3 separate regions of the Homo sapiens genome follow, and regions 1 and 2 are each linked to region 3. Evidence: read pairs that join two places in POLR2A ChIA-PET (ENCODE). Cell type or tissue: OCI-LY7. All regions are shown on one strand. Each heading gives the region's core, and the rest is flanking DNA. Links, peaks and the distances in the headings are about the cores only.

Region 1 (5,308 bases), core at 130-5,129, 67 kb after region 3:
TGCCCTGGCTTGCAGTTGTTATCTCAGGGCACCTTTTAAGTTTTGGTTGTGACAATTTTCACAGAAGCGTTGTTCGATTCTTAACACTGGACCAAATCCTGGAGACTTGTGCAATGATGGCCACCATTTGGGGGAATAAGTGTATGTTACTAAGTGTCTAGAAACTACTTCAAATACCTGTTTTAAGAACCTTGCTACAGTCTGTTTAAATGTAGTTTTTTCAAAATAGATTTTTAATGGTTATCTTCTGAATAGCTTGGATTTGCAATTGAAGAGGAAAGCAGCTCTTTTTAAAAAAGTAGATTACATCAGAGATGGAAAAGTTGTATCTAATTCTGTGTGATGGTTGCTATGGTGATGATTGAATGTAAATTTCAGTTTATGGAAAACCCTGTTAAGGTTTTGATTAGAGACCAGAGGTGAGGCTTGGGGTCAGTTGGTGAAGTGGCTAAAAAGCATCTATTAATGGGGCGAAAAGAAAAAAGAATGACGGGGTCACATGCAGCTCGCTCCACACCCAGGTATCAGTCAGCACAGGCTTATCTCATCATGGGGAGACGGTACAAATTAGAGCAGGGAAGGAAGAAAGGTGCTTCCCTTTTCCCTTGATTTCTTCCTTGAGGAAACGGAAGACGGGAAAGCATCCTTGGAGAGAAGGCAGCTCTTGCAAAGGTGAACTCCCATGTGCCAGTGTCATTGGTTTGAAGTAGGCATTTGGCATGTGGGAAAGGAGCTTCAAACAACAGATGCAGGAGCTGGACTCAGCCATCTTGATGACCCTGCAGTCACGATTCCCATCCTTTGAGTACCCGCTCTTACCAGCAAGAAGGAAAGGAAAAAAAAAATCAGCAGAGGAGTAATAACATCAAGTTACCCTAAAGCTTCAATCGTTAGAATTGTAAATCAACCTGGAGAGCAGGCTTTGCCCCTTAAGTTAAGCCATTTAATCTAAGAAGGGACACTTAAGGATCAGGAGTAACTGATCTATGAACAGGTGTTTGTTTATCGAAATCTTACTCTATAGTGCTAGCTATTTCATTCTCTAGTATTTGTGTGCAGTTGCTCTAATAGTGCATCCCCCCCTTGTTTCTCTCTCTCTCTCTCTCTCTCTATATATATATATATATATACACACACATATATTTATGTATGCATATTTTTTAAAGTCTATAAGAGTGAGAAAGTATACCAATTACTTTTCATTAACACATCTATAAAAACCTGGATCTTTAAGTCCCTGAGCAAAATGTGGTCATCACTGCCCTCGTGGGTAATTGCATACAGGCATAGTCACTCTGTGATACAGGCACTCAGGATAATTTTAAAAGTGTTCCAGATGCAGTTGCTGCTACCCATGTCCTAAGTAAAATTGGGAAGTCACCAAATTTGCCTTCTGATAACCTTCCAGCTCTTCTTCCCTTACCCTTCTCCATTATGACTCATCTTCTGCACAGCAGCCTCCGGTTCGGTGCCTTCATGTCCAGAGTCACCTACTTTGACTGTGGAAACATCCTACTAGAGCCCCCTTTTGGGCCCAAGTTTCCAGAATGATCTTTCTCTTCAACACTCTCCCAAACCTAGCTGAAATCTGCTCTCCAAAGAGACTGATCTCAGCATAATATGAGAGAATAATTGGATTAATGGTCGTCCTTGAGGGAGTGTCTAGAGGAGAGCCAGCAGCCCTGGTTTAGGTTTCGTGGCCAGTTATTCTCTGACTTTGAGGCATACACAGAAGTCAGACATCACATTTGTTATGGGATGAATTGTGTCTACCTTATATTCATATTTGGAAGTCCTAACCTTTCGTACCTCAGAACCCGACTGGATTTGGAGATAGAGTTTTTAAAAAGGTAATTAAGGTAAAATGAGGTCATATAGATGGGCCCTTATCCAATATGACTGGTGTCTTTAGAAGGAGAGGGGATTAGGACACAGATGTGTGCACACACGGAAGAGAAATTATGGAGGACAGAGTGAGAAGCCAGCCATCTGCAACCAAGCAGGGAGGCCCGAGAAAAAAACAACCCTGCTGACACCTTGATCTTGGACTTGTGGCCTCTAGAATTGTGGGAAAGTAAATTTCTATTGTTTAAGCCACACAGTCTATGGTGTTTTGTTATGGCAGCCCTAGCAAATGAATACAGATTTATTGATGGATAACACTCGTAGGTGACTGGGTAGATTTTACACTGAGTGACTGAAGCATTATTCAACATTGTCTTGATCTAGTTCAATATGATAATCCTGAGTTCTGCTTTTAGGTCCATAAATGCAATTGAACTAGTGCAGCACAGCAGAAATCCAACATGGCATCAACATGTGAAAGTGAATTGCAGGATTTATAGTTGACTACCTGTTAAAAAGCAATCAATAGTATGAATACCAAAGACGTAGACTCAACCTAAATGCCCACTAATGGTAGACTGGATAAAGAAAATGTGGTACATATACACTGTGGAATATTATGCAGCCATAAAAAAGAATGAGATCATGTCCTTTGCAGGAACATGGATGGAGCTGGTGGCCATTATCCTTAGCAAACTAACAGAGGAACAGAAAACCAAATACTACATGTTTTCACTTACAACTGAGAACTAAATGATGAGAACACATGGATACATAGAGGGGAGAAACAGACACCAGGGCATTCCTGAGGGTGGAGGGTGGGAGGAGGGAGAGGATCAGAAAAAATAACTATTGGATACTAGGCTTAGTACCTGGATGACAAAATAATCTGTACAACAAACCCTCATGACATCCATTTACTTATATAACAAACCTGCACATGTACCCCTGAACTTAAAAGTTAAAAAAAAAAAATCAATAGTATGATGTGGCCGCTAAAAGCTACCACAGTATTAAGCTACCTTAATAAGAGAATGGCTCCTTTGTCCTAGAATAATTTCAGTATGTTCTACCAAGAATGGTGTTCCATTCTGGGTGCCACCTTTTTAGAAGGAAACTGGCTGACTAGAATATGTCCAGAGAAGAACAACCAAGAAGCTTGGAACCATTTATGCACCATTTTTTGGAAAGGGCTGAGGCTGTGTTCTGAGTTGCAAGGTAAGGGAGATCTCTATTTGAGGTGGAGGTTGCTGAGAGGAAGGAAGGGTGGACATGATAGTGGGAGTCCCATCACTCTTTCCACCCTGGGTGATTACAAGGTTGGGGATTGCATGGCACTCCCCTGGGGACAGTGACTGGTCATGTGAACTAAGTTGGAGCAGTCAGAATGAAGGGAAGAGTTTCTGTTCCATGCTCGTGGGAATATTTTTCTCTTTTCCTCTGGACCTTGTTGTGAAGTGAACCTGTGGCTACCACAGCCGTCTTGCCACCAGCTTGAGAATTTGTGCTGAAGATGGTAGAATAGAGAAATGGGAAGAACCTGGGACCTTGGTGCTGTGGCTGAACACTTACCAACCCCAAACCTGCCTGAATGCTGGGCTTTGGATTCCAGGAGATAAATGTCCTTAATGTTTAAGGCATTTTGAGTTGGGATTTCTCTTGCTTGCAGCAGAACTATCTTAACAGATTCTGCAAGGTTGGACTAAAGATAAGGATGAGCTTTCACAGATATTAATAATTTTTTTTTTTTTTGAGACGGAGTCTTGCTCTGTCGCCCAGGCTGGAGTGCAGCAGCGAGATCTCGGCTTACTGCAACTTCCGCCTCCCAGGTCCAAGAGATTCTCCTGCCTCAGCCTCCTGAGTAGCTGGGACTATAAGCACCCACCACCACACCTGGCTAATTTTTGTATTTTTAGTAGAGGCGGGGTTTCACCATGTTGGCCAGGCTGGTCTCAAACTCTTGACCTCAAAAGATCCAGCCACCTTGGCCTCCCAAAGTGCTGGGATTTTAGACAGGAGCCACTGCACCCAGCCCAGATATTAATAATTCAAAATGCACATCAGTGGAGTAGACTCAAGAAGGGAGCTCTTGTCTCTGTAATATTCAAGTAGAGGTTGACCATGATAAAAAAAAATCCTTGAGTGTAATTTGCACTAAATGATTCTTCAGGTTCTTTCAAATTCTGATCATCTAAGATTCAAAAATAATTCTTACTAAAGTGTGACTGTCTGTGAAGCTGAACCTTCCCCAGAGCATTTGCATCATCCTCAGTGTGATAACTCAGATGAAGCTTTTATTAGTTGAATGTGGAGGTGGGGGAGGTTTTTGTGTATGAGAACCTTCCAGGTGCTCCTTGCCTACTTGGTATTAGTGGGTCGCTCTCCTCTTCCCCTACAGGGGTCTGTGTCTCTACTTTTGGAAGGTTGTTGAACCTGAACAAAGAGGAAATAAACTATATTGTGACTGCAGGGTTGGCAAAACACTACATACAAAGGACTACAATATCATGAAAAGGAAAAGTGAAAAGGAGGAAGGTGTTGAGGCAGTGGGCACAGAGGCTCAGAGGAGTGGTGGAGAGGTGGGTCATAGGTTGCAAGATCCCAAGGAAGGAATTTTCTACCTGTTTTAACCCATGCTCCCTTTTGACTCACACCCTCCTTCTATAGTGCATTTATTAAAATAATAGTTTAAAATTTTAATTATAGTATAGGCCAGGTACAGTGGTTCAAGCCTATAATCCCAGCACATTGGGAGATCAAGGTGGGAGGATCCATGGAGCCCAGGAGTTCGAGACCAACCTGGGAAACATGGATAAACCCTGCCTTTACAAAAAAAATTTTTTTTGAGACAGGATCTCACTCTGTCACCCAGGCTGGAGTGCAGTGGTGTGATCTCGACTCATTGCAACCTCCGCCTCCTGGGTTCAAGCGATTCTCTTGCCTCAGCCTCCCTAGTAGCTGGAACTACAGGTGTGTGCCACCACGCCTAGCTAATTTTTTGTATTTTTAGTAGAGACGGGGTTTCATCATGTTGGCCAGGCTGGTCTCGAACTCCTGACCTCAGATGATCTGCCCACTTCGGCCTCCCAAAGTGCTGGGATTACAGGCATGAACCACTGTGCCCAGCCTACAATTTTTTTTAATTTAAATTAGCTGGATGTGGTGGCATATGCCTGTAGTCCTAACTACTCGGGAGGCTGAGGTAGGAGGATCATTTGAGCCCAGGAGGTCGAGGCTGCAGTGAGCCATGATCACACCACTACACTCCAGTTTTGGCAATAGAGCAAGCAAGACTTTGTCTCTAAAAATAAATAAATAAATAAAATTGTAATATAATATTGGCTATGCTTCTAAAAGCTACACAATTTCTCTATTCTAATTCATCATTCTGGCAAGACCTTTGCAAAAACTCTCACCTCCCTCTGAGGTGATGAGAACCCCTGGGACAGATTCTTCTTGATCC
Region 2 (5,308 bases), core at 165-5,164, 58 kb before region 3:
CTAATGATTACAGCAGGGTTATGGGACTTGAGGAAGAATACCACAAGAGGTGAGGTGTCCTTCTCTGTGGATCATGTCAGCTGGTACATGATGTCAATATGAGAGATCCCGGGTTGATGCAAACCTTGATCACTTCATTAAGATGATATCTGCCAGGTTTCTCCAATATAAACTTATTTTCTTTCTATACTGTCTTCTTTGGATGCAGTCACTAAGTCCAGTCCACACCAAAGCGGAGTTTTCCTTTTTAGTCTTTTCTTGGCATCCTCCCCTTAAAACTATTGATCTGTATCTGTCACTATATCTATTATCTGTTATCTATGATCTATGATGCATTATATCTATAATCTATTATGTCACTACTGTATTTCTTAGAGTTTTATGTAAATGAAATAATATAGTATGTACTCATCTTTGTCTGTTTTTTCACTCAGAATAATTCTTTTTCATGAGAGAACATGAACCAGAATTTCTTTTTTTTTTTTTTTTTGAGACGGAGTCTGGCTTTTTTACCCAGGCTAGAGTGCAGTGGCATGATCTCGGCTCACCACAACCTCCGCCTCCCAGGTTCAAGTGATTCTCCTGCCTCAGCCTCCCAAGTAGCTGGGGCTACAGGTGTGCACCAGCATGCCCTGTTAATTTTTGTATTATTAGTAGAGATGGGATTTCACTATGTTGGCCAGGCTGGTCTCGAACCCCTGACCTCGTGATCTGCCTGCCTCGGCCTCCCAAAGTTCTGGGATTACAGGCGTGAGATACCGCGCCCGGCCATGAACCAAAATTTCTAAAAAGAAAATGATTAAAATTTTAAAAAGTAAACTTAAAATTACTTTTACATTTTGATATGTTTTCACTTTGGTTGAAATATGCACAGCTACTTATGCATCACTTTTAAAAAAGTTCAAAATACCATATAATTTCTCTTTTGATTTTGTTCTTTGACCCATGGGCTATTTAGAAGTATATTACCTTGCTTCCAAAATATTATAGTTTTTCTATAGATCTTTCTGTTACTGACTTCTAATTTAATCCCATTATAGTCAGAGAACATACCATATGATTTTAATCTTTTCAAATTTATTAAGATTGTTTTATGGTCCAGAATATGGTCAGTCACGATAAATATTTCACATGTTCTTGAGAAGAATGTGTATTCTGGCTGGGTGCAGTGGCTCATGCCTGTAATCCCAGCACTTTGGGAGGCCAAGGTGGGCGGATCACTTGAGGTCAGCAGTATGAGACCAGCCTGGCCAACATGGTGAAACCCCGTCTCTACTAAAAATACAAAAATTAGCTGGGCTTGGTGGCATGTGCGTGTAATCCCAGCTACCCTGGAAGCTGAGGCAGGAGAATCACTTGAACCTGGGAGGCGGAGGTTGCAGTGAGCCAAGATTGTGCCAATGCAACTCCAGCCTGGGTGACAGGGCGAGACTCTGCCTTAAAAAAAAAAAAAAAAAGAATGTGTATTCCGCTGTTGTTGGCTGGAGTCAAATAAGTTGAGAGTATTGTTCAAGTCAGCTCTGTCCTTGCTTATTTTCTGTCTACTTAATTCTTGGGAGAAGTGTATTGAAAACTCTGATTATAATTATGGATTTGTGGATTTTCTTTAAAGCCTTGGTCTTCACATGTGCAGACAATGTTGACTGTATGCCAGTATTGTTTATAAAGTACCATATATGCTCCAGATGGTGTTATAGCCCATCATAGAGAATTCACTCTTTAATCTGTCGGGCTGATAGAGGAGGGGGCTGATAATCTCATTTCAATCTGGGACTGAGCATGGGTGGGATTAGGATGGGGGCCTGGGTATCGTAGAAGTGGATTAGACTCAGCCTGTCTCTGATTTGTTCTCTTTCCTTGGGAATGGCCCTCTAGGGCTTTTAAAATTGAGAAAAAGGAGTTTGTTACCTTTCTTGAAGGTTTTCAGAAAATTAAGTTCTGCTCTTAAAAGGTTTTCAGATTGGGTATTCAGTCTCCTACCCCAAGCATCTTCAAAATTTGGCATGCGGCTTCCAGGGGAGACTAGGCGCCTCCATTTAACATCTGAAATATTCAATTTGTCTCCCTACTGGTCCACATGTATACCAAAATCTCAGCTGATTTCACCGTTTTCTGTACTGGGAGCTTCTGCTCTGGGGCCAACCCTGGATTCTCAGCCTCTGGTTATACCCAGAATAAAAAAGTATCTAGAGCCTCTGTATCAATACTCCTTCTGAGGCTAACTCTTATCTGTTTCCATTTTAGTCCTCTTTCTATTGGTAATACTGTGGTATCATTTCTTTTTCAAATTTATATCTGATTTTTTTTACTAAGATATACATTTAGTTTACCTTTCTTCATCTTGTTTACTGTGATTTCACTGTTCTTGAAATATATATATCTAAATCACTTTTCAAATGTATATTTTACCTTCTTTACGATTCTAAAGTATGCATAAATCATTTTCAAAAAAAAGCTAAAAAGAGGCCTTCCTAGGACTTTGACTTCTGTCAGTATGACAGGCTACATACTAGAAAGCACCCTGCTACTCTAAAACAAGGAGATTCTGGAAAAGGATTTTAAATACATTTTATTTATTTTATTTATTTAAATACATTTTATTTCAGTAAATAAGTAAAATCTTCAAATTGTCCAAAAAAAAAAAAAAAAAAAAAAAGGCTCAAACCAGCATGGGAGCATGAATATTAAGAGGCTTGGAGTTTGGTATTGCCCTAAGGGTAAATGTAGACATATGAGTGTTTACAATTGTTTGGAGACAAACTTTGGGCTAGTTCCAGACAGGTCTCTTGAACCTGAGATTCCTAAATAAGGAAAAATATTGGAAAAAACTAAAGTAGTTCCAGAAGGGTAGCTCCTGTTGGCTTCTAGTAAAAGCATGAAAAAATCCCCAATATAAGCCTTCAGGATCCCCAAAGAGTAAGATAAATACCTCTGTTCTTACAATAAGAAACAGAGATCAGCAAACATAAGAAAAAATGTCAGTGTGATTAAGTTAGAACAACAAACAACAGATTTAGACCTCCATGGTCTTCAAATATGGGAATTATAATATTCAAATTATAAAATAGCTTTATATGAAATACTATGAATTTTTAAATGGAATTACAAAACAAGCAACAAAGACGGTCATAAATAATTGGAATTTTTAAAATAGAAATAAACAATGTATGTGAAAATGAAAAATATAATTGTTGACATTTTAAAACCTCATAAAGCCATGGCTGAAACTGCAGATTACACATGGATGAAAGGAGAATTATATCATGGAAGCTGAATCTGAATAAATTACCTAGAATGTAATAGAGAAAACAAGAAGATGGAAATTATAAAAGTGGGATTAACAGATGTGCAAAATAGAATAAATCTAATTTATGAATATCTGGGAGATTAGTGAGAATATAGAAAAAGGAATAATTAAAGGATTAATGATTATTTTTCAATTCTGATGAAAGATATAAATTTATGAATGCCCAAAACATGATTTATAGCAAGCTTGATAAATAAAAAGGACTCTAGTCTGGGCATGGTGGCTCACGCCTATAATCCTAGCACTTTGGGAGGCCAAGGCAGTCATAGCACTTGAGTCCAGGAGTTTGAGACCAGCCTGGGCAACACAGCAAAACTCCATCTATACAAAAAATACAAAAATTAGCCATATGTGGTGGCACACATCTGTACTCCCAGCTACTTGGGAGGCTGAGTTGGCTTGGCAGGTTGAGGCTGCAGTGAGCTGAGATTTTTGCCACTGCACTCCAGCCTGGGTGACAAAATGAGACCCTGTCTCAAAAAAAAAAAAAAAAAACGAAAAAAAAAAAAGTTCAAAAAGGACTCTAGACCTAGATACCTTATAGTAAAACTCCAGAGAACAAAGGTAAACATATTTTAAAAGCATCTTTTTTTTTTTTTTTAAGATGGAGTCTTGCTCTGTTGCACAGGCTGGAGTGCAGTGGCGCGATCTCGGCTCACTGCAAGCTCCGCCTCCCAGGTTCACGCCATTCTCCTGCCTCAGCCTCCCGAGTAGCTGGGACTACAGGCGCCCGCCACCACGCCCGGCTAATTTTTTTTGTATTTTTAGTAGAGACGGGGTTTCACTGTGGTCTCGATCTCCTGACCTTGTGATCCACCCACCTTGGCCTCCCAAAGTGCTGGGATTACAGGCGTGAGCCACAGCACCCGCCCTTTAAAAGCATCTTTAAAAAAAATTTCCTATTGATGAATGACAACTAGACTACAGATTTCATAACAACAAAGGTAGAAAATATATTTATCAATAATATCTTCAATGTGCTAAAAAAATCATTAACTGTCAACCTGGAATTAGATAAATCATTGTCCACTTTGAATTATGTACCTAGAAGAATTATCTTTCAGGAATGAGGGAAAAATACAGCTATTTTGAGGCTAACAACATCTGAGAGAATCTGCCACAGCTGACCTTCACCAAAAGAATGTCTAAAAAATGACTTCAGGAAGAAGAAAAACGGTCTCAGAATGAAAACCCAAGATCCAGAAAGTGATAGTGAGGAAAGAAAGTGATGCAATCACCCGACAGGTTCCTCCTGCCTGCTGCACAGACAAAATCACTGAGGCCTGCCACTGAGACCATGGCATTGCAGTGGAGAAAGAATTCAGTTGACCCAAGGCCAGCCCATGAAGGACAACTGGAGTTATCACCCTGATCAATCTCCCTGAAGGCTCAGAGCTTAGGGATTTTGTGGACAATTTGGTGGGCAGGGGGCTAGGGAATGGGTGCTGCAGCTTGGTTGGGGATGAAAACATAGGGATGTGGAAACTATCCTCATGAGATGAGCTGAGTCTGCCTCTGGGTGGGACCACAGGACCAGCTGAGTCACGGCTCAGGAGTCTGGGTGGGGTCAATATGAAAAACATCTCAAAAAAGACCAATCTTGGGTTCTACACTATAGATAACATCTAGAGTGATGTTATCTATAGGAGCAATTGGGAAAGTGACAACTCTTGTGACCTTTGGCCACATGACCCATGAGCAGTAAGGGATTATAGAAACTGTGTCTACATCTAAAAGAAAGAAAGAAAGAGAGAGAGAAAGAAAGAAAAAGAAAGAGAAAGAAAGAAGGAAAGGAAGAAAAAGAAAGGAAGGAAGGAAGGAAGGAAAGAAAGGAAAGGAAGAAAAAGAAAAAGAAAGAAAGGAAAGAAGGAAGGAAGAAAGGAAAGAAAGAAAGAAAGAAAGAAAGAAAGAAAGAAAGAAAGAAAGAAAGAAAGAAAGAAACTAACTATGTCTACATCTTATAAGAGTTCAGACCTTTACCATAATCCTATTCCTGTGGCC
Region 3 (5,308 bases), core at 256-5,255:
GGTGTTCATCCGCTTGCGGAGGAAAGCCAGGTACTTCAACTTGTTTCTGTAGAAATTGCCAGAAATGTTGATGCCTTCACAGCGTACAACCACCACCTTCCGGCCCAGCAGTACCTGTTTAGCCACGATGGCCGCCAGGCGGCCCAGGAGATGGCCTCGACCATCAAGCACCAGGACCTGCACCTCCGCCATCTTCGGCAGCCGCTTGGGAAAGCTCTTTTTTTTTTTTTAATAGAGAGAGTGTTTCACCATGTTGCCCAGGCTGGTCTTGAACCCTGAGCTCAAACAATCCTCCCGCCTCAGCCCCTCAAAGTGCTGGGATTACAGGTGTGAGCCACCGTGCCAGGTCTACCTCATACTTTTTTTTTTTTTTTGAGATGGAGTGTCATCCTGTCACCCAGGCCGTAGTGCAATGGTGCAATCTTGGCTCACTGCAACCTCCGCCTCCCTGGTTCAAGAGATTCTCCTGCCTCGGCCTCCCAAATAGCTGGGATTATAGGTGCCTGCAACCACGTCCGGCTACTTTTTGTATTTTTAGTAGAGACCAGGTCCATGTTGGCCAGGCAGGTCTCGAACTCCTGACCTCAAGCTATTCGCCCGCCTCGGCCTCCCAAAGTGCTGGGATTATAGGGATGAGCTGCTGCACCTGGCCTCATCCATGTTTTGTGTACATCAATAGTGCATCCTTTTTATTACTGATTAGTTAGTATTCCATTGTAAGAATGTTTTTATTTTTAATTTTTATTTTATTTATTTATTTATTGAGACAGAGGCTCACTCTATTACATAGGTGGAGTGCAGTGACACAATCTTGGCTTACTGCAGCTTCTGCCTCCCAGGTTCAAGCAATTCTCATGCCTCAGCCTCCCGAGTAGCTGGGATTACAGGTGCACACCACCAAGCCTGCTAATTTTCAGTAGAGACGGGGTTTTGCCATGTTGGCCAGGCTGGTCTTGAACTCCTGATCTCAAGTGATCCGCCCGCCTTGGCCTCCCAAAGTGTTGGGATTACAGGCGTGAGCCACTGCACCCAGCCTGTTGTAAGAATATATCAGTTTTTTAATCTGATGAACATTTGGGTTGTTTCCAGCCTGAGCTATTATGAATAAGGCTGCTGTGAACATTCATGTATAAGTCATTGTGTGAATACAGGTTTTCATTTATCTAGGAGTGGACTGGCTGGCTCGTGTGTTGTTTATTTAACTTTATAAGAAACTTACCAAACTAATTTTCAAAATGGTTGTACCATTTTGCATCTCTACCTGTAGTGTGGATTAAGGCCTAACTTCTGCTTTCACAAAGGTCATCATCCCCAGAATAGAGCCCGGTCCACCTCTCCCAATCTTTTCTTTCTTTGTTTTCTTCTCTTTGCCTTTCTTTTTTTCTTTCTTTTCTTTTTTTTTTTTTTTTTCTGAGATAGCATCTTGCTCTGTCACCCAGGCTGCAGTGCAGTGGTATGATCAGAGTTCACTGCAGCCTGAACCTCCCAGGTGCAAGTCATCTTCCTGCCTCCACCTCTCAAGTAGCTGGGACCACAGGTGAATGCCACCATGCCCAGCTTATATTTATTTATTTATTTGAGACAGAGTCTCTCTCTGTCACCTAGGCTGGAGTGCAGTGGTATGATCTCAGCTCACTGCAACCTCTGCCTCCCGGGTTCAAGTGATTGTCATGCCTCTGCCTTCTAAGTAGCTGAGATTACAAGTGTGCGCCACCACGCCCAGCTAATTTTTGTATTTTTAGTAGAGACGGGTTTTCATCATATTGGTCAGTCTGGTCTTGAACTCCTGACCTCAAATGATCTGCCCGCATTGGCCTCCCAAAGTGCGGGAATTACAGGTGGGAGCCACTGCGCCTGGCTCCAGCTAATTTATTTTTATTTTCTGTAAAGACAGAGTCTTGCTATGTTTTCCAGGCGAATCTTTGCTTTTCTATGAATGAGTGGGTGCCTAAGTTTGAGAGAAGGAAGTGGGGGTGAGGGGTGGGGTTGTCCATAGAGTATGCTGAGTTTTACGGCAGCCCCGTCTGTGGGCATTTCCTGGGCAGGGCAGTGGCATCTGACCCTTTCAGACCATGGGGCAACAGCTCCAAATTCTCACCTTGGTGGTTGATTCATCAAGTACTGAACAAAGGAAAATACTAAAAGATTATTGAAAGGGGAAGTGGCTAGAATGGGCCCATTGTCACGTGTGTGAATGACTCTTTGTGCTTGTCTTTTACCAGATGGGAATCCTTATCTGCTTTCTGTTTTCGATATTTGTCAGAGAAATGTGTCTAGGGCTTCATCCTTTCCCTTCCCATAACCTTTTACCTCAGGTTGCAGCCAAAGAGGAAGCAGAAGTTCTGCTGTCAAAAGGGGAAGAAGAAAAGGTAATGGTGACTCTCCCCAGACAATAAAAACTCACATAAAACTGGTTTAAAAGTAACACAGCCTAGTGAAGCCAGACTCACCGACAGAGCCTGGGTCTTCAGCAGTTAGACAAGTTGGCCAGGAGCACACCAGGGCAGTTGGGAGCAGGGAGAGCAGACAGCCCTTTACTGCCATCCCCTTCAAAGATGCCCAAGGACATGCCCAGCCCAGGCTGGTCCACTGACAGCAGTGGGGATGGAAAGGCCCATGGCTTTCTGAGGGTTCATTTACCTCCCAGGCTGTCTGAGCATCTGGACTTTTCCCTCTGTCCTTCCTTCCACAGGCAGCGCTTCCAGGAGCACTCCCTGGTAAGCATGCATCGCACACACATAATTGCTTTTTTTTGTTTGAGAGAGGGTCTCACTTGGTTGCCTGCGCTGGAGTGCAGTGGTGTGATCACGGCTCACTGCAGCCTCGACCTCCTGGGCTCAAGCAATCCTTCCACCTCAGCCTCCCGAATAGCTAGGACTACAGGTATGTACCACCATACCCAGCTAATTTTTCTATTTTTTTTTTTTAAAGATGGAATTTCGCTCTTGTTGCCCAGGCTGGAGTGCAGTGGTCCAATCTCCGCTCACTGCAACCTCTGCCTCCCAGGTTCAACCAATTCTGCCTCAGCCTCCTGAGTAGCTGGGATTACAGGCATCCACCACCACATCCAGCTAATTTTTGTATTTTTGTATTTTTTTAAGTAGAGATGGGGTTTCATCATGTTGGCCAGGCTGGTCTCGAACTTCTGACCTCAGGTGATCCACCTGCCTTGGCCTCCCAAAGTGCAGGGATTACAGGTGTGAGCCACTGCACCAGGCCAATTTTTGTATTTTTTGTGGAGATGGGGTTTTGCCATGTTGCCCAGGCTGGTCTCGAACTTCTGGGCTTAAGTGATCTGCCCGCCTTGGCCTCCCAAAGTGCTGGGATTACAGGTGTGAGCCACCATGTCCAGCCGTGCACACTTAATTCCTTCTCAGAGTTTGCTTCCTGGGGAGCACAACTGGGACAATTACTTAGGGAAAAAAGTAAGCAGTGAACTTCTATGATCCTATTTGTGTGACGAATATATATATACTTCCAAATGCGTAGAAAATTTGTGGAACCACACAAAAGGTGCTGTTAACAATAGCCACCTTCAAGGATGAGGTCTGGGATCTTTTGGGATGGGGAAGGTGTGGCTTTATACTCTTTACCATAAACATGAATTACTTTTTCTTTTATCATTAAAAAAGCCTTTTACTTCTGAAGAGGCATGCAGTCGAAATATGAATAGTTGTCATAGCTGCTGTTTGTGAAACACGTTCTACATACCATCTATTTCAGCACGCATTCCCTAGTCCTCACAGTGATGCAAAGAGGTGGATGCCTGATTACACCATTTTGCAGATAAGGACACTGAGTGTCAGAGATGCCAAGTGACTGGTCCAGGAGCATTGGTTACCAGGCAGAGGAACTGGAATAGACTTGGGCTGTCACTCCAAAGTTCAGGTTCTTTCTGAGCTTAATCAGGATGTGTGTCTTTCTGTCAGCCCAAATGATACCTTATGTTCTAAGCCAAGAATATGGTATGGGGGAAAGAGCAAATTACTGGGAGTTGAGCAAGCTTCTGTTCCTGTTGCCATCATTAGCTAAGTGACCTCTGTGCCATTTATTTATTTATTTATTAGAGACTGGGTCCCACTATGTTGCCCAGGTTAATCTCAAACTCCTGAGCTCAAGAGATCCTCCTGCCTTGGCCTCCTGAAGTGCTGGGATTACAGGCCTGAGCCACCATGCCTGGCTTCTCTGTACCATTTATTGTCTCTGTGCTGCACTCACCTCATCTGGAAAATTCCCAAAGGCAGTTTGGTGTAGAGACAGAACCAAAAAGCTCTGGGGTTGACATAGCTGTATCCCTCTATTTACTGTGTGATTTTTAGTAAGTTACTTAACCTCTCTGAGCCTCAGTTTTCCATTCTCTGAAGAAGAGAAAATGGGTTGTAAGACTCAGGGTTGTTATGAGGGTTAAATAAGATAGTGTAACAGCATTTATTGTATTCTAAGCACTCAAAAAAAGAACTCTCTCCTCCTTGAAATATAAACTTTGATTTTGGGGGTAAAGAAAAACTGCCCATAGTTTTAGTATAAGTAACAACACCCAATTTGATGAAGAAAATATGTTTAATGTATGTGAAAGGACTGGTTTGGGATTCTTTTATGGTTCAGCAGAAGAAAGAAACCATTTTTCTCATACCCATAGTCTAACTCCACACAGATCCACTGACAGATCTCCTAGGGGGATAGGCTGTCCTGGATGGGAAGTGAGAGAGCGAGAGGTCCCACCTGGAGAGTGTGAAGGGGAAAAAACGAATCCCTAGACTTGGGAAGAGTGATATTATTGTGGGTTGAATGGTGGCTCCCAAAAACGTGGCCCACATCTTAACCCCTGGAACCCGTGAATGTGACGTTATTTGGAAAAAGGGTCTTTGCAGATATAATCCCAAGGTGAGATCATCCTGGATTATCTGTTGGGTTTTTTTTTTGTTTTGTTTTGAGATTGAGTCTTGCTCTTGTCACCCAGGCTGGAGTGCAGTGGCACGACCTCAGCTTACTGCAGCCTCCGCCTCCAGGTTCAAGTGATTCTCTTGCCTCAGCCTCCGGAGTAGCTGGGATTACAGGTGTGTGCCACCACACTTGGCTAATTTTTGTATTTTTTTTTTTTTTTAATTTTAGTAGAGACAGGGTTTCACCATGTTGACCAGGCTGGTCTCGAACTCCTGATCTCAGGTGATCTGCCTGCCTTGGCCTCCCAAAGTGCTGGGATTACAGGCATGAACCACCACGCCCAGGCCATCCTGGATTATCTGGATGGACCCTAAATCCAATGACAAGTGTTCTTATAAGAGACATAGAAGAGAGACCTGGGGAA

What was found. Peaks named below come from ENCODE experiments on the same cell type or tissue, not always from the same donor. Only the 100,000 strongest peaks of a DNase experiment are listed, where the experiment ranks them.
Region 1: POLR2A ChIA-PET joins it to region 3 with 9 read pairs; 3 of 35 experiments call an interaction of 5 or more read pairs at or near these places.
Region 2: POLR2A ChIA-PET joins it to region 3 with 5 read pairs; 3 of 35 experiments call an interaction of 5 or more read pairs at or near these places.

Annotation. Positions count from the first base shown.
Region 1 is chr10:96,677,817-96,683,124 of GRCh38, reverse strand. The region is part of intron 2 of PIK3AP1 (phosphoinositide-3-kinase adaptor protein 1); the gene reads left to right. Among named protein-coding and RNA genes, the nearest start is that of PIK3AP1, 40 kb to the left of the region's middle. RefSeq lists an enhancer at 4,089-4,348. In OCI-LY7, for the core only: no CTCF peak of the experiment used is centred there; a DNase peak (open chromatin) is centred at 4,204; H3K4me3 peaks cover 824 bases; H3K27ac peaks cover 1,849 bases.
Region 2 is chr10:96,802,712-96,808,019 of GRCh38, reverse strand. No RefSeq gene overlaps it. Among named protein-coding and RNA genes, the nearest start is that of MIR607, 23 kb to the left of the region's middle. In OCI-LY7, for the core only: no CTCF peak of the experiment used is centred there; no DNase peak of the experiment used is centred there.
Region 3 is chr10:96,745,172-96,750,479 of GRCh38, reverse strand. It overlaps the pseudogene RPL13AP5. Among named protein-coding and RNA genes, the nearest start is that of PIK3AP1, 27 kb to the right of the region's middle. In OCI-LY7, for the core only: no CTCF peak of the experiment used is centred there; DNase peaks (open chromatin) are centred at 1,479 and 2,259; H3K4me3 peaks cover 955 bases; H3K27ac peaks cover 2,664 bases.